Regions from separate parts of the Homo sapiens genome. Here region 2 is linked to region 1. Evidence: chromatin loops called from intact Hi-C (ENCODE). Cell type or tissue: natural killer cell. All regions are shown on one strand. Each heading gives the region's core, and the rest is flanking DNA. Links, peaks and the distances in the headings are about the cores only.

Evidence for each region. Peaks named below come from ENCODE experiments on the same cell type or tissue, not always from the same donor. Only the 100,000 strongest peaks of a DNase experiment are listed, where the experiment ranks them.
Region 2: it touches region 1 in a loop (12-fold over the local background); 2 of 110 quality-filtered maps call a loop at or near these places.

Annotation. Positions count from the first base shown.
Region 1 is chr2:181,738,001-181,749,098 of GRCh38, reverse strand. It overlaps the pseudogene RNU6ATAC19P. Among named protein-coding and RNA genes, the nearest start is that of NEUROD1, 63 kb to the right of the region's middle. In natural killer cell, for the core only: CTCF peaks have their summits at 5,923 and 6,124 (motif pointing left); a DNase peak (open chromatin) is centred at 6,078.
Region 2 is chr2:182,973,463-182,984,560 of GRCh38, reverse strand. NCKAP1 (NCK associated protein 1) reads left to right here. Exons shown (of 31, transcript NM_013436.5): 11 at 1,179-1,275; 12 at 1,634-1,740; 13 at 3,185-3,317; 14 at 5,646-5,727; 15 at 7,610-7,668. Among named protein-coding and RNA genes, the nearest start is that of NCKAP1, 59 kb to the left of the region's middle. In natural killer cell, for the core only: CTCF peaks have their summits at 4,157 and 4,359 (motif pointing right); a DNase peak (open chromatin) is centred at 4,330.

The DNA.
Region 1 (11,098 bases), core at 1,451-9,450:
CAAGACAGGACAACATTCAAATTCAGGAAATACAGAGAACACCACAAAGATACTCCTCGAGAAGAGCAACCCCAAGGCACATAATTGACAGATTCACCAAGATTTAAATGAAGGAAAAAATGTTAAGGGCAATCTGAAAGAAAGGTCGGGTTACCCACAAAGAGAAGCCCATCAGACTAACAGTGGATCTCTCTGCAGAAACCCTACAAGCCAGAAGAGACAGGGGGCCAATATTCAACATTATTAAAGAAAAGAATTTTCAACCCAGAATTTCATATCCAGCCAAACTAAGCTTCATAAGTGAAGTAGAAATAAAATCCTTTACAGACAAGCACATGCTGAGAGATTTTTGTCACCACCAGGACTGCCTTACAAGAGCTCCTGAAGGAAGCACTAAATATGGAAAGGAAAAAATAGTACCAGCCACTGCAAAAACATACCAAATTGTAAAGACCATAGATGCTATGAAGAAACTGCAACAACTAACGGGCAAAATAACCAGCTAGCATCATAATGACAGGATCAAATTCACACATAACAATATTAACCTTAAATGTAAATGGGCTAAATGCCCCAATTAAAAGACACAGACTGGCAAATTGGATAAAGAGTCAATACCGATTGGTGTGCTATATTCAGGAGACCCATTTCACGTGCAAAGACACATATAGGCTCAAAATAAAGGGATGGAGGAAGATCTACCAAGCAAATGGAAAGCAAAAAAAGCAGGGTTTGCAATCCTAGTCTCTGATAAAACAGATGATCAAAAGAGACAAAGAAGGGCATTACATAATGGTAAATAGATCAATGCAACAAGAAGAACTAACTATCCTAAATATATATGCACCCAATACAGGAGCACCCAGGTCCATGAAGCAAATTCCTAGAGACTTACAAAGAAATTTAGACTCCCACACAGTAATAGTGGGAGACTTTAATACCCAACTGTCAATATTAGATCAACGAGACAGAAAATTAACAAGGATATTCAGGACTTGAACTCAACTCTGGACCAAGAGGACCTAATAGACATCTACAGAACACTCCACCCAAAATCAACAGAATATAAATTCTTCTCAGCATCACATCATATTTATTCTAAAATATGATTCTTAGTGTTGGAGGTGTGGCCTGTTGGGAGGTAACAGGATCATGGGGGCAGATCATCCCTCATGAATAGTTTAGCACTATCTCCTTGGTGGTGAGTTCTCACTCAGTTAGATCATGTGAGATCTGGTTGCTTAAAAGTCTAGGACCTCCCCTAACCTCACTCTCTTGCTCCTGCTCTCGCCATGTGACATGCTGCCTCCCCGTTTGCTTTCTGCCATGACTGTAAGTTTCCTGAGGCCTCACCAGAAGCAGATGTCAGCACCATGCTTCCCATAAAGCCTGCAGAACTATGAGCTAATTAAATCTCTCTTCTTTATAAATTACCCAGTTTCAAGTATTCTTTATAGCAATGCAAGAATGGTCTAATACAGATAATTTTTACTACATTAAAATTAAGAGCACATATTTATTATGTGTACTGTTTTTTAAAAAGTTAAAATACAAGTCACAAACTGGCAAAAGATATTTATAAGAGCATAACCAGTGGAGGATTAGAATCCAAAATATTTAAAGAAAACCTATAAGTTAATAGGGAAAGATGAATAATGTAGTAGGAAAGTGGGCAGAAAACATAAATATGTAACCTTGTTAGAAATCAAAGACATGCAAATTAGAACCACAGTGAAATACCAATTTTTTACTCTTCTGTTTGGCCACAATTTTTTAAAGTTGGAGAATTTCAAGTCTTGCCTGGGTTGGAGCAATAGAGCTCTTATCCATTGCTTGTGGGTGGGTAATTGGTACAACTACTTTGGAAAAAATACCCTCTGGCTCAGCAAATTTATTCTTAGGTATGCAGCTTAGAAAAACTGTTAGACATGTGCATCTGGAGTCAAGTCCAAGAATGTTAGAGAAGTTCTACTCACAGCAGCAAAATGCTGGAAACAACTCATATGTACATTAACTACAGAATGGATAATTGAATGTTGCTAGTCGTACAATAGAAAACTACATAACAGTGCAAAAGGATGACTCATAGAAAGCATTTGTCAACATGGAAGAACCTGGAAACATAATGCTGAGTGAAGGAAGCAAATCACAAAAGAGAGCATATGAATCCATTTATATGAAGTTCGAATCTAGGCAAATTTAAAGTCATTTCTGTAGAGATTTAGTAAAGTGATCAAGAAAAGCAATGAATTGTTAAAAGAAAAACTGAATAAATGGACACAACAGTTGGTATAGCTGTTTCCCCTAACTGAGAAAAGTAGTATGGCCATCAAGATAAACTTTTATGTACATATTTTGCGAAAAGCAGACATTCTTGTCATTTGGGGATTTTTTAAAAAGAAAAGGAAAAATAAAAATCTTAAATCCTCTTTCCTTGGCAAAATTTTTTCATGCCAATCGAACAACAACAAAGGAAATAAAATATATGTGGTTTAATTTCTGAGTTTTTTGTGAGACATCTTTCACAATGTGGCATACACTACATTCTTCACAATGAAATTTTCCAAACAGGGTAGGAGTTACTGTTCCTTCCTGGTGGAGGGGCTCAATTAACTCCTGGTCCTGGTGTTCAGATTCTAAAATGACTTTGCTCCCCCTCAAAGTTATAACTGTGTAAGAATTGCCTATGAAGGAAATTGATGTGATCATGTCTGGCTAGCAGGAAATTCAGCAGATAAGTGGTCAGACCATTACCTGGCAGCCTTAATGGACCAGCAGCTCAGTCTGTCTCCGCCTGTCCTGAAACCCCATTTTGCTCTACAGAGTCTGGATTTTGTCATAGTATGATTTTAATATCATCATCATAGTTTAATTGTTCTTAAATATTAGAAATATTAAAATAATTATTAAAAACACCTTAATAAGGAAATGAAAAGTTTTATAAAACTTGACATGTGAATTTATAAACTTTTATTGGCTGAAAGGTACTAAATAACTAGAACAAAGAACTTTCAAACAACAGCAGCAACAACCAAAAGCACTTTTAAAAAATGTATTGGAAATAATAAATCTGTTACCACAAAACAGATTTATGGTCGCTATTTCCTGTAGAAGGATATGTTTTTCCCTCTTTATTTGAAAAGGGAAAATTTTCAGTCCACAAATGCATTAGAGTCATTATTAAGGCTTCATAAAACACAGCGAAAACAATTTTCATATCTTTAAGCCATATAAAATTTCATTGGGTAGTTCCTATTGAGATGCACATTCATACAAACATAAATCATTATTACATTCTATTGTATCATCCCACAGGTTAAAAAAATCTATCTCAGTATACACTTATTATATATAGGTTTGGGGAATTAAGATTCTTATTTTGGATGGTCTTTGGAAAAGAGTATTTTACAATAGAGTGAACTCTTAAAAAGTGGAAATCAAGGCTGGGCAAAGGTGGCTCACGCCTGTAATCCCAGCACTTTGGAGGCCAAGGTGGGTGGATCACATGAGGCCAAGAGTTCGAGATCAGACTGGCCAACATGGTGAAACCCCATTCATACTAAAACTACAAAAATTAGCTGGGTGTGGTGGTGCACGTCTGTAATCCCAGCTACTCAGGAGGTTGAAGCACAAGAATCGCTTGAACCCAGGAGGTAGAGGTTGCAGTGAGCCGAGATTGCGACACTACACTCCAGCCTGGGTGACAGAGCAAGACCCTGTCTCAAAAATTAAAATAAAATAAAATAAAAATAAAATAAAATACTGGTAATCAACTTCTCTTTGCCACTGTCTAGCTATGAGATCTTGAATAAGTGGTGTTACTTTTCTGGAACTCAGTTTTCTGGAACTAGTTTTCTTATGGTTGATTCTATTCTAATAAATTTTGCTAGATTCCATATTTTGACTTTACTGTTAACTAAAAGACATGCTATTTAACCATGTAACACAAGTATTTGGGGCAGGTTTGCAGTATTATAAATCATTAGAGGGGTCACCTTGGCTATACTAACTTCCCTAGTGTCCCTAATGCCCAACATGTTACATGGAGTAGGTGCTGCACACTATGTTTTTGAATAATTAATGGCTAGCTTTAGCTCAGGGAGTTACTAATGCTCATAATTTGACTGAAAATCTGTGACTTTTACCTCATTAAGATATTATAGTAGGCCAGGCGCAGTGGTTCACACCTGTAATCCCAGGCCTTTGGGAGGCCGAGTGGGGTGGATCACCTAAGGTCAAGAGTTCAAGACCAGCCTGGCCAACATGGAGAAAACCCCATCTTTACTAAAAATACAAAAAATTAGCCAGGCGTGGTGGCAGGCACCTGTAATTTCAGCTACTCAGGAGGCTGAGGCAGGAGAATCGCTTGAACCCAGGAGGTGGAGGTTGCAGTGAGCCAAGGTTGCACCATTGCACTCCAGCCTGGGCAACAAGAGTGAGATTCCATCTCAAAAAAAAAAATTAAAAAAAAACCACACACACACATACACACACACATATATGTAATAGTAAATTCTGTATGTGACTTTTAAATTTTATGATTTTCCTTCGGGGATTTTTATTCTTTTTACCTCTTACCTCTGCAATCCTCTGCCCTGCTCACAGACCAGCATTCTGAAGAGATTGAGTTTTGAAATAACTGAAAGAAATTGATTAGAGAGCAAGTGTGTAGTTTTTACATAGCATTCAATGGCCAATTAACATGCCTTCTACCCACTCACTAAACAATCTTGGGCATGTTAATTCTCCATCGTGGGTCTCTCTGGTTCTTTAAAAAATGAGAATAACAACATTGACTTGTTTTGAAGAGGAAACAGCTAACACAGCCATAAAGATTACAGTTCATCAGTGAGCCTGTGGAAGGCTAATCTCTAATATCAGTCAGTGTGCGATATTCACCTGGTTGTTTCGTTTGGGGAAAACTTCTGGAAACAAAATAGTACCCATTAAGAAATACAGGTTTTTCCCTTCCACAGTTGCCAAAGTTTGTTTATTCTGGGGGTTGTTTGTTATACTTATTTTTTTCCTTTTCTAATTGTTTAAGGTGTTTTGGAAATAAGATCATTATCCTCATGGGCATCTGCTGGGTAGAGTACCCTTGAAGGTCAAGATTTTTGCACGATTCATCAAAGGAAATAATGAGGCAGTAAGTAAATTTAAAGTCCAGACTCAGGTTCTTTGTGGGGGGAAAAAAATGGCAACTACACACTTGCTCTCTAATCACTTTCCTTCGGTTGTTTCAAAACTCAGTCTCTCCAGAATGCTGGTCTGTGAGCAGGGCAGAGGGTTGTAGAGAGAAGAGGTAGAAAGAAAAAAAATCAGTTGAAAGATAATATTTTTGGAAAATTATTACTAACTTTAAGATTGGACACTTTTTAAAGGCATCGTTACAAAGTTATACAAATATATCAAAAAATCTGATTATTATAAATATCATAACCAGTTTTGACAAAAATGAGTCATAAAATGAGAATGTTTCCCTTTCCCTACAGGTTTGACTGGCCATGGTAATTAATTTTAACATCTGTTAAGGTCACTTGCTTTGTAAAATGACAAATTATCAAATAGCAGGGCCATAAAAGAAAAGTGACAATTGCATGTACATTGTGCACCACATGGCCCAGTTCAGTACCAATATAGAGAACACCACAGGCTTGGTAAACAATAGGGATAATATGGCCTGTGTTAAAAAGAGAAGATTTCTATCAAGTAGTGAAAGTACAAAGTCATATGATAAGTTTTGGCCTCACAAAGATGAGGCTAATATCATTAGCCATTTATTGCAAAGGAACAAAATTTTTTCAAATTAAACTCATGATGGATTTTAATCACTTGGCTAATGTTAGTAAATGATTATGCCTCAAGCCATTACGATAATGATCATTATTAGCAAGAGTCTGTTTTCACAATGTTTATAATGCTTAAAATTAATCCAGAAGTCAAGAGTCATTAAATCATTTCACCTGCAGCAGAATTTAAAAGTCGCACATATTTCACATAATTGCAATTTAAAAACAAAAGCTATGAAGGCAGTGGAAAAATACACAAGAAAATCAAGCTATTAACTACAGTGCCACCAAGCGACCAACCTCAAAATTCCACGTATAATCAAAAGGGCAAACATACGAAGGAAAATAATTACATGCAGAAAAGAGACCACAGCAAGAACCTCAGATGGATGCTGATTATGGACCTCAATGAATCTCAGAACTCTAAAAGGTCAACTTTTAACTATCTAGAATTAACCGTTTTGATCTAGGAAACTTCAGGGATCATCAGTGGATCACCAGAGAGCTTGCAAATTGCTGAATTTGAAACACAGATGGAGATAAGTCCTTTAAAACAGTAGCTAGATTTTCAAATGTAAGAAAAAAATGTATGTTTGAGTGGTATGAAAGAGTTGACCATTCCGGACGACATGGTATGGTCTTCAAATACAAAGAATAAAGTGTGAACAAAAGAGAAGATTATAATAGAAAACATTTAACTATATCCCGTAGAATCTTTCCTAGTTGTCAGGTTTAAAGTCTACAAAATGTTGGAATCAGACCAGATGATTTCTAAAGTCACTTACCAGGCCAGAAATCCTATGGCAAAGATCATTGAAGTCATGTGACCCCACAAATTTTATGCAAAACATGGACATATGTGCTTGTAGAGTATGAGATTGTACTCTAATAGTTGAACTGATAACACACCTCAATTGAAGTAAAACACTAAAAGATGTTAAAGAAAAATAGAAAAAAAATTTAATCTTATAAATCCAGACAAAAAATAATTTGGAAATAACTCTTACCAGTAATGTTTGAATCATTTATTTATTCATTTATTCATCAAGTATATCTTGAGTTCTAACTATGTTGCAGGCATATGGGCTAAGTTCTAGGGATAACAACATACCATAGGAACTGTTTTCCAAGATGAGAAGATATCATTAATAAAAATAACTCAGAATTTATCATGTGAGGCTAAAAATATATGGGTTGAAAAAGGGTAAGAAGTTAGACTGGCTTCCAAGGTATATATAGATTCATTATAGTCTATAGACAAAAATATCTGACCCCACCCTTATGAGCTATCCCTGGAAATACTGTCTTCATTCTTAGGTCAAGCATCATGAAACTGACAACCAACCAGCCAATAAAAATGACTAAGGGAGTGACGAGTCTGAATTACTAACAGGAGAAACTTAGGAGCTAAATATAAACCATTTTACTGTATAGACTGACCAAACCAGGTCTAAAAATAGAAAACTAACATGGGGGTTGATATTGTTTTCCATTGCACAAGGAGATAATCATGGGAGTGGGCAGTAAGATAGAGTTTGGAAGAGGAAACTTCAGATAATTTCAGAAAAAATACATCCTGTCAGAGAAAATTATCCCATTAATACAATCACTAGGGAGCAATGTTAGAAATTCCATTTGTTGATGGGTTGGGAACCCACTAACTGAAGCTCTAGGGCATGTGTTTTTATTATCCCAGGAGTAGAATGGGCTGCTGGTGCCTCTCAGTCTCTGATTTACACTCTGCAAATGCTCAGGGCAGGAGTGGAAAATCATCAAGGAAAATCAAGTGCGTTCTCTGTGGAATACGGAAACGGATTATGGCATGTTTCAAAGTTACAAACTATTCAATTAAGTCATTTCCCCCTTCACTTGTTGCTTCTCTCCTATTGGTTCCAATGAAGGAGCCAAACAGGCCCAACACTCTACTTTCCTGAGGAGAGAACTGGAGTCCAGTCCTAATGCCAACTAAAAGTAATAACGAGAAATTTTTTTTTCTAAAGATTGTCCACATTTGCCATGCAAAACAGCTCAAATTTCTGGTTCTCTTTCTCCTGTCCTGAAATAAACAAACATGCAAAAATGTCACCTGGGCAAGGTGAGTTAGTCCAAGAGTGTTCAGTGTATCTGATTGCTGCTGACTTGTCTACACCCTCACAGTCCCTTACAATGACCTCTAGGAAATAAGAACACGTCCTGATTTTGTTGGACAGGTGCAACACTCAATCAGCTCATACTTGGCTGTAGACTGACCATGCCAGAGAGGGCCAGCCATTGTCTTCTGTTGTATTTTTAAAGCACAGAAAACAAAAAACAACTACCTTTTGGGTTCTGTGACTAGGCACCTCTGCTCAGCTTCTATCCCCAGTTTGGAGGTTGGAACTCAGTGGTGTTCTTCTCATAACTTCTGCCTGGTGGTTTGGACCTTGGCTCTTTGAGTTAACTATATGACTTCTGATTTTAACCATCTGCCATATTTCTAGACTGACAACTGGCTGCACTTATTGTTCGTTTGTTTCCTGATATATTTTTTCCCCTCTCTTAGACCTAAGCTATGAACCCAATGTTGATTCATAAAACTTTGCAGTAATCTTTGCTTTGATCTATGAGGAAATTTTTTAAAATTGATTAAATGTTTCAGGATTCATCTTCTCAGCTTTGCTGGTACAGAAAGTTTTTCATTTTTCAGAACTGTGCCTGTTTGTCATCTAAAAAAAAACATTTTTTTGGTCATTCCAAGTATAAATGAACAATTATAATAGTGATATCTCTGCTAAAGCAATAGATTATAGTTTAAGTTGTCATTTAAGCTATAAGTTATTAGTTATTAGTAGTCATTTTTATAGGTAGTTTCTTTTTTTTTCTTTTTTTTATGACTTGTGCCTTTCTTTGTATATGTAAAGAATCCAGGTAGTGGGAATTTGTTGTATTTTAATATGAGTGGTTAGAAATATAGGTTCTAGAATAATGATATAACTGATATATCCAATTAGTTTACCAAAGCATTATCCATCGTAGCTTAGTGTATGCACTCTATAATTTTCTTGCATAAGTAAATTATTATTATTTCTTTTAAGTACAGCTGGCATTCACATTTTTCCTCAATCTATAATTTAGAAATTTTGATAACAGACAGGTAAATAGATGGTCTTTCTTGATGAGTTATAATTAAAGTGTCAAGCACTTACTTAATGTTAGAAAATAGATTGCCTTAAAATACACTTATGCAAATACCTCAAATGGACCTACATGACTTCAGTAGCTGAAAGTAATTATAATAGAAATTTTCAATTCTAGCCCATGGGAGAGTACAAATACTAAAGCTCCAACACTTGTAAGAAATATGCCAGAATTTGCAAAAAAAAAAATTATTTACAGAAATGTCCATTTATTCTCACACTTTTTTTCAGCTGCTTCGAGAGAACAAATTGACATGGACACCATCAGTTAACATTATTGCCTGAATTCTCCTTGGTAATTGGCTTTAATTGTCAGAGCATAAGGCTGGGGAATGGAAGATGTACTATATGACTTCTCTGTTCACGTATCTCCCTTCCTTCCGTCCTCCCCCACCTTTAGTTTGTGAGATGTACTTCCCAGTCATGTGGGTTTTGGAATTCTGTCTAATCAAGGAGTTTACACCCAAGGCATAGACCACAGATCAGAGGTAATCCTAATCATTTGAAATGGCATGGAACCAAAAAGAAGAATTCTAACTTCTACATTATCATCCTATTTTTTTGCTATAAAACAATAAATAATTCTTAGAAATCAAAAGAATTCTTAGAAATTGTTATGATTTGATGTTTATCAAATCATAAACATTAGATCCTAAATCTGATTCTTAGAATCTTAGGCATTTTAGGAATTGGGATTGAATTATACATACCTTTGTTAATAACAGGTTAGATCACATGAAATTACCATTTTTTAATTGACAAATAATTGTGTATATTTATGTAGTATAATGTGATGGTTTGATATATGTATACACAGCATAGAAAGATTCAGTCAAGCTAATTAACATAGCCATCATCTGACATCATTTTTTTGTGGTGAGAACATTAAAAATCTATCATTCTAGCGATTTTGAAATATACATTGTTATTAACTGTGTTAGTCCATCCTTGTTTTACTATCAAGAAATACCTGAGACTGGGTAATTTATAAATAAAAGAGGATTAATAATTGGCTTATGGTTCTGCAGGCTGTACAGGAAGCATGGCAGCATCTGCTTCTGGTGAGGCCTCAGGGATCTTTCAATCATGGCAGAAGGCAGAGGAGGAGTGAGACATCTCACAAGGCTAGAGCAGGAGGAAGAGAGAGAGGGAAGAGGTGCTACACACTTTTAAACAACCAGATCTCATGATAACTCACTATCACAAGAACATCACCGAGGAGATAGTGCTAATCTACTAATGAGAACTCCACCCCTTTGATCCAATCACCTCCTTCCAGGCCCCACCTCCAACACTGGTGATTACAGTTGAACATGAGATTGCGTGGGGACAAAGATCCAAACCATATCATTAACCATGTTCAAGACGCAGTGCAATAGATCACTAAAGCTTATTCCTGTGATCTAACTGGAACTTTGTAAAAATGATGGTTAGATTCCACAAGGTGGCAATGCCTGAACTGTATGTATGCTATTAGGCCCAAAGGCCGGATAGGGGAGTGTTAACCTGTTCTCCTTTCATGAAACATTGAAATTACAATTTTTGTAGGTTAAAAAGATCAAATGTTGGCAGCTTCATAAGGTTTAACTGCATAAAATCAGAGTATAATAGGAAATTTTATTAAACAGCTATGTGCTAGGCATTCTATTAGTTACATGTTTTTTATATTAAACTTTAACAAAACGTTGCAGGGTTCATATTATTATCATTCCCATTTATAGAGGAGAAAATGGTGTAGTCTGACAAAGTTGGCATGGCTATTAGCTTCTGGTTTAAACCTATGACTCTTTTTTTTTTTTTTTTTAAGATGTTCTATAACTCTGCCCACCATTGGGTATTGCATTTACCACCTGCTTTAGCCACAGCTGGCTTTTATCCGTGAGCATCTCCTACTGGCCTAAAACCTGAACAGCTCAAACCAATGAATAAAATACTGGGGAAAAAATAAATTAAAAGGACACCACTGGAGAATGAGATAAGCATCATGAGACCTCTGCCATCCCAACCCCACAGTATACAGTAAACCTGCTTACACATTCAGCACATCATTAATACAACCAGCATCTGAGAAAGACTTCCTATAACCAAGGAAATCATACAGAGCCTTCACCACTGAAAGCACTCAGAGCCAAA
Region 2 (11,098 bases), core at 1,075-9,074, 1.2 Mb before region 1:
TGTAGGGAGAGGATGGATTTTAATTTGAGTCCTCTGAAACTGATCTACTGTGTCACAGCGAAATTACTAGTGGTGTGTATTCTTTATACTTGGGTTTTTGGCATAGGCAACACACACACACACACACACACACACACCCCAATCTAAATTCTAAAACTTTCTTGGAGCAGTGTATATTTTGTGTAGTATGAGGAGTTGCTTGGAACATTTTATGATTTTTTTTCCTTCTGTTAATATGTGAGAATGTTTTCTAATCTTAATTTTAAAATAAGTAGTATATGAATATTTATGATTATCCCTTCCTTTCCCCATCTTTCTATTTTTGAACAAGAGTGCCAAGTAGCTCTCATCCCAATACCTTTATTGACTATAGCTCTTGTGTATTCAGTTTTGTATATTTAATAGGAATATAACTTAATAAGAATATAGATAACCAGATACTTAAGTTCTATTTATTAATTTCTTTATGGAAGTGACAAAAATGTATACAGTTAGTCAGTTTTTGCCTTCAAGGATTTTTTTTTTTTTTTGAGGTGGAGTCTTGCTCTGTCACCCAGGCTGGAGTGCAGTGGCATGATCTCAGCTCACTGCAACCTCTGCCTCCTGGGCTCAAGTGATTTTCCTGCCTCAGCCTCCCAAGTAGCTGGGATTACAGGCACCCACCACACCTGGCTAATGTTTTGTATTTTTAGTAGAGACGGAGTTTTGTCATGTTGCCCAGGCTGGTCTCGAACTCCTGAGCTCACGCAGTCTGCCCAAGTTGGTCTCCCAAAGTGCTGGGATTACAGGCATGGGCCACTGTGCCTGGTCACCATCAAGAACTTCATAGTCTATAAAGTGCTTAAAGCTACATGGTACTAAAATTGGATAAATTATTCATAAATAAATAGCTAGATGTTGGGAAATGCTTCTTGAAGGACTGGTCTTGAAGGTTGGGTAGGATTTTGATAGATGGAGAATAACAAAAGAAACATAGTTTAAAAAGCAACATAAGAAAGGCAGGATAAATGTAAGATTAGAAACTCACTTAACGATAGACACATAGAAGATGATTTTTATAGGAACTTTGGCTTCCTAAAAAAAGACTTTGGAAGTTGCACCTATAATGCTAGTTACTTTAATTGCCAATAATAATTTTAGTAGAAGCAGATAAACTATTATGGTGTCTTTCCCCATAGTGGTTCAATGCACAGAGAAAGACGCAAGTTTTTAAGATCTGCACTGAAGGAATTGGCTACTGTCCTCTCTGATCAACCTGGATTGCTAGGTCCCAAGGTAATTCATTTAATTATTATTTCAATAATTGTGCCATATTAAAATTTTAAAAAACGTTTCTAAGTGAAATTTTACTGAAATTTGAGTCAGGGACTACATAAAAGGATTTTTATATTTAGTGGAGAATGAATTTGCTGACTTGACATTCATACATCGTACCTCCCTGCATTCTTCTCCCTTATATGCATGCTCTCTCTCATACATACTTACAGGTTCTCTTGTGTCCTCTTCTGTTAGTCTCTTCACTCTTTTGAATTGATATTATCACTTCTTGCCAATGACTTTTCACATAGAAAGAGATTACCAGTTTTGTTTTTAATCTTTGAATAAGAATAAACACTTACTTTTTTTTAAACAGGCACTTTTTGTTTTTATGGCATTATCCTTTGCCCGTGATGAAATCATCTGGCTACTTCGTCATGCAGATAACATGCCAAAGAAGAGTGCAGACGACTTTATAGATAAGTAAGTTAGCAACATTTAAAAAAATATTTTCTGTATATAGATGCTTCTTGATTTACAATGGGGTTATGTCCTGATAGACCTATTGTAAGTTGAAAATATTGTTAAGTTGAAATTCATTTAGTACACCTATTATTACTGAACATTAGAGCTTAGCCTAGCCTACCTTCAATGTGCTCAGAACTCTTTTATTAGCCTACAGTTGGGCAAAATTATCTGGCAACATAGTACACTGAAGAGTATAGGTTGTTTATCTTTCTGATCACATAGTTGACTGGGAACTACGGCAGCATCATGAGAGAGTATCATACTGCCTATTGCTAGCCTGGAAAAAAAGTCAAAATTCAAAGTACAATTTGTACTAAATGTGTATCTCTTCTGCACCATTGTAAATTAGAAAGATAGTACATCCAAATCACTGTAAGTTGTGCACCATCTATATTCTGATTTGTGGGCTGGGGAATCTGGAGACTTATATTTGAAGCAAAATTATTTTGAAGAGCTTGGAATATTTGTAATATATCATTAGATGATATTAATTAGACTGCAAAGTCAAATTTAGTTTTAAATTAGGGCTTTTATTTTCTCGTAGTATGCTTTGTGGTGATAAAGTTTTTGTTTTCTTGCTATGCTCAGTAATATTTCTTATGGAATTCATTTTTTAAAACTATTTACTACACAAAACATTTAAATAAAAATCCTGTTTTTAGAGTTGCAACTCAGTGTGTCATTAAAATGTGTCTTATTTTAGTTCAGTCTCTCAATAAGAGTTAGAAAAATGGAGCAGAGAAATAAGAGCATACAGAAAAATTTTATTTCTTGCTAATCTTCTTTTATTTGAGATTTTTTGATGATGTATTTATAACATGTCCTGTTTATTTTTTTAATTTAAATTTTTTTTTTTTTTTTTTTTTTGAGACGGAGTTTTACTCTGTCACCCAGGCTGGAGTGCAGTGATGCCATCTTGCCTTACTGCAACCTCAACCTCCTGGGTTCAAGTGATTCTCCTGTCTCAGCCTCCCAAGTAGCTGGGATTACAGACACCCACCACCATGCCCAGCTAACTTTTGTATTTTTAGTAGAGATGGGATTTTACCATGTTGGCCAGGCTGGTTTTGAACCCCTGACCTCATGTGATCAGCCCGCTTTGGCCTCCCAAAGTGCTGTAATTACAGTCGTGAGCCACTGTGCCCGGCCCTGCTTATTTTCAGTTTGGATTTTCTGCTGTCGATTTTTAGCTTTAACTTTTTTTCTTTCTTCTTTTTTTCTTGCTTTCCATGATTTCTTTATTCATGAAATGATTTAAAAAGGAAGTAATTGACATTAAGTATTAAACAATGCCCTTTATAAGAAAAATACTTTTAGAAATAAGATTAAGGGCATCGAATATATTCTTTAATAATGATGAATTTATTATTTGAATATTTTTCTTGAAATTTTAAAAAAGGCACATTGCTGAATTAATATTTTACATGGAAGAACTTAGAGCACATGTGAGGAAATACGGACCTGTAATGCAGAGGTATTACGTGCAGTACCTTTCTGGCTTTGATGCTGTTGTCCTCAATGAACTCGTGCAGGTAAAAACTATCTCATACTATTTCCCTTTTGTTCCTTCCTTCCCACCTTTGATAGTATTTTATTTGTTTGTTCAACAAGCATTTATGAAATATCATGTGCCAAGTGATAAATCATGTTTATATTTTGGAGATCATTACCTAGAAGGGAAGAAACAGTTAGTTGTAGTCCAATGTGATAGGTGTTATGCATTAAGTATATATAAAGCTCAGAATGAACACAAGGAAAGACACAATTATTTATCCTGAAGATGGAGGTGTACGCTAACCAAATTACAGAGGGCCTTGGGAAAGAGGAGGTTAATCATAAATCAGGTGTACTACTTAAAAAGATCACCCTGGTTCAGTGTGGATGGTAGATTGCTGGGAACCAAATGAGGAGGCAGAGAGACCAGAAGAAAAATGACTGCAGTAGGCTAGATGAGAGGTGATGAGAGTCTGAACATGGGCAGTAGCTATGGAGATTCAGAAGAGATGATAGAGACAATATAATTGGTAATTAAGTATTAGAGGGAAAGTAGAATAAAAATCTTTTTGAAGAAGATTGTTAGAGGATGGCCAGTAAATAAAGATTTCATATAGACATTCCCATTTAAATGTCCAATTTTTTTTCCTTAATTGGTTTTTAGCCTTTTTTTGCTTTCCATAATTTATTTATTCAATATTTTTCATCTTTATTTAAATTTAAAAAACTTTTTATTCCAAATAAACTGACTCTAAGGAAATAATATTTTATTTTGCTTCACTTTATAGAATTACATGTTTCAAATGACTGTAAGCTAATACATAGTATAAAGAAAACAGTTAAGAATCCTCTTTATATAAAGACTTCTCTAAAGCTGCTAGTTTTCCAGAGAAATAACCATACTTTGAAGATCTCATTTTTTTCAAATCAACCTAAAAATATAATAAGGAAAAAAATTGTTCATGTAATTTTTTTTACCTTGAGTTACATGCTGTTACAAGCTAGTATTCTAAACTCTATAGTTTATTTCTTCTTTTATCCACTAGATGGAGCTCAGATACTTCTTTTCTATGGTCATTTAAAAAGGGAACAGAAAACCTGGGGTATTATTGCCTTACTATAATTTTATTTGAATAGTTATTACTTAACAGATAAGCCAGAAGCTTTTGTTACTGTTTATTATTTATTCATACTAGCATACAGTTTAAAAAGTAAACCAGAATTCCTGAATTACTTAATCTATTTTTATATAAAGTGGAGTTTACTAATACTGAGAAGATTAATTCTTAGCATTTCTTCTGGAATTATAGTAATAGTATAGTATCAGCAGCAATCATACTGATATTAGTAATTGCCAGATTTATTGATAGTGTATCTTACCAAATCTGTAGAAAACCTCTGTGAGAGTGGATATAGTTATCATTATTTGTTGAAGAAGAAATGCCTTATGTAATTTGCTCCTTATCACCAATACAGCTCATAAGTAATAAAGCCAGTAGTCAAACTCAAGTTTTGACTCCAAAGCCTGAGCATTTTACCACCCTCTTCTGTTGCAAAGTATATTCACAATGTTTTTCACCATTTGCTAGCATATAAATTTAGAACTAAGGTTGTAAACCTGTTAGCATAGTTGATTGCAATAGGTGTTAATATTTTATTGTGGTAAAATATATGTAACAAAATTTACCATTTTCATGATTTTTAAGTGTACAGTTCACTCGCATCATAAAGTTTTAAAAATGTGTTTTATTTATACTGTTTGTAAGCTAAGCATCCACTTTTTAAAAGGAATTTATTTTTTAGCATCCACTTTAAATACAGTTTATCAAATATTCATTTTTTAAGCTAGATTGAAAAGGATTTTTAGGTCTTAATTTTGTTGAGGCCTAACATACAGACAACAAAAATCATTCATTTTTAGTGCATGTTGTAAATTTTGGTAGCTGTATGCATTTGTGCAACTATTACCATCACCATATTCAAGACAGAACTTTTCCAACACCTTTAAAAGTTTACTTATACACCCTTATGGTACACCTTCATCATTCTTGCATAAGCCCCTGACAGCAACTGGTGTTTGTCATTATACTTTCGCCTTAAAAATACTTTTTCATATAAATTTTCCTATATAGTGTATGAAAAAATTACTTTTTAACACAAAATCATTTATTTTTTATTTCTTTCACTTAATGTAATGGTTTTGAGATTCGTGTTATGGTGTGTGTTAAAATTTCATTTCTTTTTTATTACTGAAAAATATTCCATAGTATGGGTATACCAGTTTGTTTATCCGTCCACTAATTGATAGACCTGAGTTGTTTCCCAACTATAGATGTTTTTAACGTTACTTTTTGTTTGTTTTTCAGAATCTTTCTGTTTGCCCTGAAGATGAATCAATCATCATGTCCTCTTTTGTTAACACTATGACTTCCCTAAGTGTAAAACAAGGTAATAAGCCTTTTAAATAAAAGCATATTTTCTTCTAATTAGATTTTCAAACTTGATTATTAAGGAGATAATTTACCAATTAATTTGGCTAATGATCTATTATCTTTTATCTTAATTTTGTTCTCTGAAGCAAAGATTTCCAAAATGGGTTTGTGATGCTATTTACAAAAATAATAATTACAGTTTTATATTTCTAATTATTAAGCAGGAAAAAAAGCATTTTGTAACAAAAACAATAAAACATTTGCATTTTGTAGCAAATCATATATTTGGTCCAAGCATACCAATAACAATATTTAATGCCATTTATAAAATGTTTAGTCTGTGCCAGGCACTTTACATATATATTATCCCATTTACTCCACATTCTTTTTTCAACACTGTTATTACTTTTGACAGATTTGGAAACTCTGGGTTTGAGGGTTAACCTCGCAGTTACTGAACATAATTTGCCAAGCTCTAATAGCTGTTAAGCAAAAGTAGGAATTTGAGCTCAAATCTGTCAATCTCAAAAATTGATGTCATATAATCACCTTGCCATTATTTGACACTCCATTCTAGTGGATCGATAGTGTGTTTTAGTTTTATAGTCTTTTAATAAAGGATATCAGAAACCTTGAAAACTTCTGAGTAATAAATGTATAAACATTTTTCTTAGTTCAATCTTTATTGCTACCACATCTAAGTAATGAAACTAAAGTAATTTTTTCTGGTGATATTTGGTTTATATAGAGTTATTTTGTGGAACTTCAGCATGCTGTCCAAAGTTTCTATTCGTAGGATCTCTCAAATTCTATTCAAACTCCTGTAAATTGACATGTAAGCACACTAAGAATCAGAGAGCTTAGGAGAAAAGCCTTTACTTCCCTTAGCACAACTGTCTCCTTTATCATCATCTTTACAGGATTTGAGAATTGTTTCACTGTCTTCACTCTTTAATTTTAAAATGTTTTTATTTTTTAATTGTAAAATACACATAAAATTGACCATCTTAACCATTTTTGAGTGTATAGTTCAGTAGTGTTAAGTATATTCATATTGTTGTACAACCAATCTCCAAAACATTTTCATCTTGCAAAACAAATTCTTTTAATGATTATTGAACAACAGTGTGCCATTTCCCTTTCCTGCTAGCCCCTGGCAACCTCCATTCAACTTTCTGTTTCTGTGAGCATGACTGCTCTAGATACCTCATATAAGTGGAATCACAGAGTATTTGTCTTGCTGTGACTGGCTAATTTCACTAGGCTTAATGTCCTCAAGTTCAGCCATAGTAGCATGTGTCAGAATTTCCTTTCTTTTTTAGCAGAATAATAGTGCATGATATTTATTTATTTTATTTTTGAGACCCAGTCCCGCTCTGTTGCCCAGGCTGGAGTGCTGTGGTACAATCTCGGCTTACTGTAACCTCTGCCTCCCAGGTTCAAGCAATTGTCCCACCTTAGTCTCCCGAGTAGCTGGGACTACAGGCACGCACCACCACACCCAGCTAATTTTTGTATTTTTAGTAGAGATGGGGTTTCACTACGTTGGCCAGGCTAGTCTCAAACTCCTGACCCTTAGGTGACCCACCTGCCTCGGCCTCCCAAAGTGCTGGGATTATAGGCATGAGACACTGCTCCCGGCCTCCATTGTATTTAGATACTACATTTTGTTTATTCATTCATCTATCAATGGAAATTTAAGTTGCTTCTACCTTTGACTGTTTGAATAATTCTTCTGTGAACATGGGTGTACATATATCTCTTTAAGACCTTGGCTTTAATTGTTTTAGGTATACTCAGAAGTAGAATTGTCTTAGCTCTTAAAATTTAAAATGTGCTTATAGATTGTGAAAACATTAATTTGCTTTGTAATCTTTTTTTTTTTTCTATTACTACAGTTGAAGATGGGGAAGTATTTGATTTCAGAGGAATGAGATTAGATTGGTTTAGGTTACAGGTAAGAATAACCTTTTATTGTCATTCTGTTTTGTTATTTTAGTTAACATGAAAAATTTTATAACAACTATAAAATATTCATTGTTATATACCTATTGAAAATATTTCTTTTGTATAATTAACCATAAAAGAAACATTTTGTACTAATTATTAAAGTTGGATAAATATATTAATAACTTAAGCCAATATGAGTTTTTGAATAGATTATTATAATTTTAAAATATCTAAAAATTTAAATCCCAATCTCTCTCTTGATTATCCTGATTCAAATATTTAATTCTAAAGTGAAAGCACAAAATCTTTTCTGAGAAAATATTTAAAATCTACTGTGGGCATCAGCAAACTTTTTCTAATAAAGAAACAGCTGCTAAAAAATTTTAGGCTTGCAGCCATATAGTCTCCGTCATCATGATTGCACTCTGCCATTGCAGTGTGAGAGCACCTATAGACAATACATAACTTAATGGGCATGGCTGTATTCCAGTAAAACTATTTATAAAAACAAGCAGGTAGCCCACAGGCCATAGTTTACCACCACGATCTGTACAAAAAACTTCCATTTTCTGAAAAACAAATAAATATTATTAGACTTAGAGTGTTCATTTAATATATGTCTCATATAAATAGTTCCTAAAGGCATTAAGAATGCAAGCCTAACACCTTGGTGTATACTGTAACCTTAATGATAAAAATTAGTTGCCCTGTAAATATTTTAAGTAATTATGGGAAAATGGCCCAGTGTTCTCAATAATGTGCATGTTTTAAAAATCCATATATTTTTAAATGATAATATAGTCATTTGACTCATTGTGAAGTCAAAACATTCAGTTTGCCCCTTTCCCAGTTTCATTCTCCAGAAATACTCACTTTTAATAACTGGCCTATATTTTTTTAGATGTTCAAACAAGTAAATTAGATAGTACTATGTACTGTTTTGCTATTTATTTTTGTCTTTTTAAAAAAATATTTACTTATTTATTTATGTTTTAGAGGCAGGGTCTTGCCCTGTCACCCAGGCTAGAGTGCAGTGGTATGGTTATAGCTCACTGTAACCTCAGGCTCGTATGTTCAGGCAGTGCTCCCACATCAGCCTCCTGAATAGCTGGGACTATAAGTGCAAGCCACCACACCCAGCTAATTAAAAAAAAATTTTAGAGACTGAATCTTGCTATGTTGTCCAGGCTGATCTCAGACTCCTGGCCTCGGTGATCTTCTCACCTCAGCCTCCCAAAGTGCTGGGATTACAGGCATGAGCCACAGTGCCTGGCCTGTTTTGCTGTTAAAAATAAATAAATAAAATTTCTATTTGTTTAATTAAAAAGAGAAAATATAAGAAGTATTTTTTTGTGGAAGCCATTTTTAGATGGATACAGTCTCAGGAATGACTCTCAGGATGACCATACTTTTCTGGCGGTCTGCTTAGTACTCTGAGGTGCTTTTGCTTTTCTTAGGTTCTTTCCTTCCAACCTCAAAATGCATAAGCACTTTTCTCTTTTTTGTTCTATATTCTCTAGGGAGCTTATTTTTAGAAATGAAGACTTTTATAAATAAAAGCATTAAATACCTTACCAGTTAGTGGGAGATCAGGGAAGTACACTTGAAATACCAACATCCCAAAATGTTAAATGTGTATATATTATAGGTTATTTTCTTATTACAAATAAAGTTTTAAAATTGACACCTCTTTGTTTTTAAAAAGGCAATGAAACAATACAAAAGTAGAACTTGTAAAAAAAAGAAGTGGAATTTCCTCTGCCAAAGGATATACATGTTTAAAACTTTGAAAGTCATTGTCATAAAGCTTGAACTGCTTCAATCTCCTGTTCTGGGTTTATAGGAGTGCCTAAACCAATACTTGGGCTCAGAGAATTTTAGAGATTTAGATGCATTTCAGATGCACCCTTACATTTGAGTTATTCATGTGAGAATTTTAGCCTTTTTCAGTCACTGCAAAATAAAAAGCATTGAGTGAACATGAAGAATGTAGACCTGATTATTCCTATGTGTAGATTTTTAAAGTTTTTTAAGATTTTTATAAGAGCATTATTAGCTAGCTATCTGATTTTTTTTTCATGTAATCTATACCTACTTGTGTTAGTTTCCTAGGGCTGCCATAACAAAGTACCAACTAGATGGCTTAAACAATAGAAATGTATTATTTCATAGTTCTGAAGGCTGGCAGTCTGAAAGCAAGGTGTTGGCAGGGTTGGTTTGTTTCAAGGACTGCAAGGGAGAACCTCTTCCATCTCTCTCTCCTAGCTTCTGGTGATTTGCTGGTAATCTTTGTTGTTCCTTGCTTGTAGTTGCATTACTCTAAAGGCATTCTCCCTGTGTTTCTTCACTTCATTTTTCCTCTTTGCATATTTCATGTTCAAATTTTCCCTTTTTATAGGGCTACCAGTTATATTTGATTAGGTCCCATTCAAATGACCTCATTTTTATGTGCTTAGCTCTGGAAAGACCCTAATTCCAAATAAGGTCACATTCTGAGGTACTGGGGGTTAGGATTTAGGCACATCTTTTCTTCGGGGATACAATTCAATGCATAACATTGCTGTTAACCACGTTTAGAACATGCAGTCACTCAGACCCTTTCTACTGCATACAGACCCTTTTTTTTTTTTTTTTTTTTTTAGTGACAACAGGACAATGCATACAAAGGAAGGAAAGAATGGGACATAACACTAAGCCAGAGAAGTGTTCACTAGAAGTAGAGAACAAAAGTGCAAGGTAGCAGGCAGGGTCCAGAATCTAGAAGGTTTACATAGGTATTGAAAAGCAGCTCAAAGGTGAAAGTTCCAAGCCTACAGATTAGACTGTAGGATACAGAAGATAAAATACTGAGCAGTATTATATAATCTGTAGAAAAATAGCACATTCATCTTTTGAGGATTTTATAATCTAGCTATGGAGACAAAGCATAAAAAATGTAAAAAATAGCAGCTGAAAATCTGAAAGATTAAGAGATGTCATAGACAGAATATGTTTATCAGTTAATTTCAGTCTTAGAAGGGATAAAGCATTTTTCAAGTTAAAATTGCTTTGAATAGGAAAAAGGAAAGGACAAACAATGAGTAAAGAGCAAGTAAAGAGACTTTTGAGTATAAAGGATTACTGTAAGAAGGGGAAAATATTCACAAGAACTATGAATGATCTGCCTTTGATCACTGACCTTTGGTTTCAGGTAGAAGTGCAAGAATTGTTAGGTAAAAGCACATGGCCAGAGAGTGGTGAAGAGTTCTATAGATAGCCAGTAGTGGTTGAGTAGAGCAGACCAGAAGAGTAAGCCTTTGGGAGAATTTTAGTAGTGTACTTTGTGCCTTCACTGGTGTCCTATTTAGTTTGGTTCTAAGGTCATTGCTTTTTTATAGGTCACTTTCATCTTTCTCTGTCCTTTTCCTACTCTTAAGAATTCTCTTTGTATTTTTGTC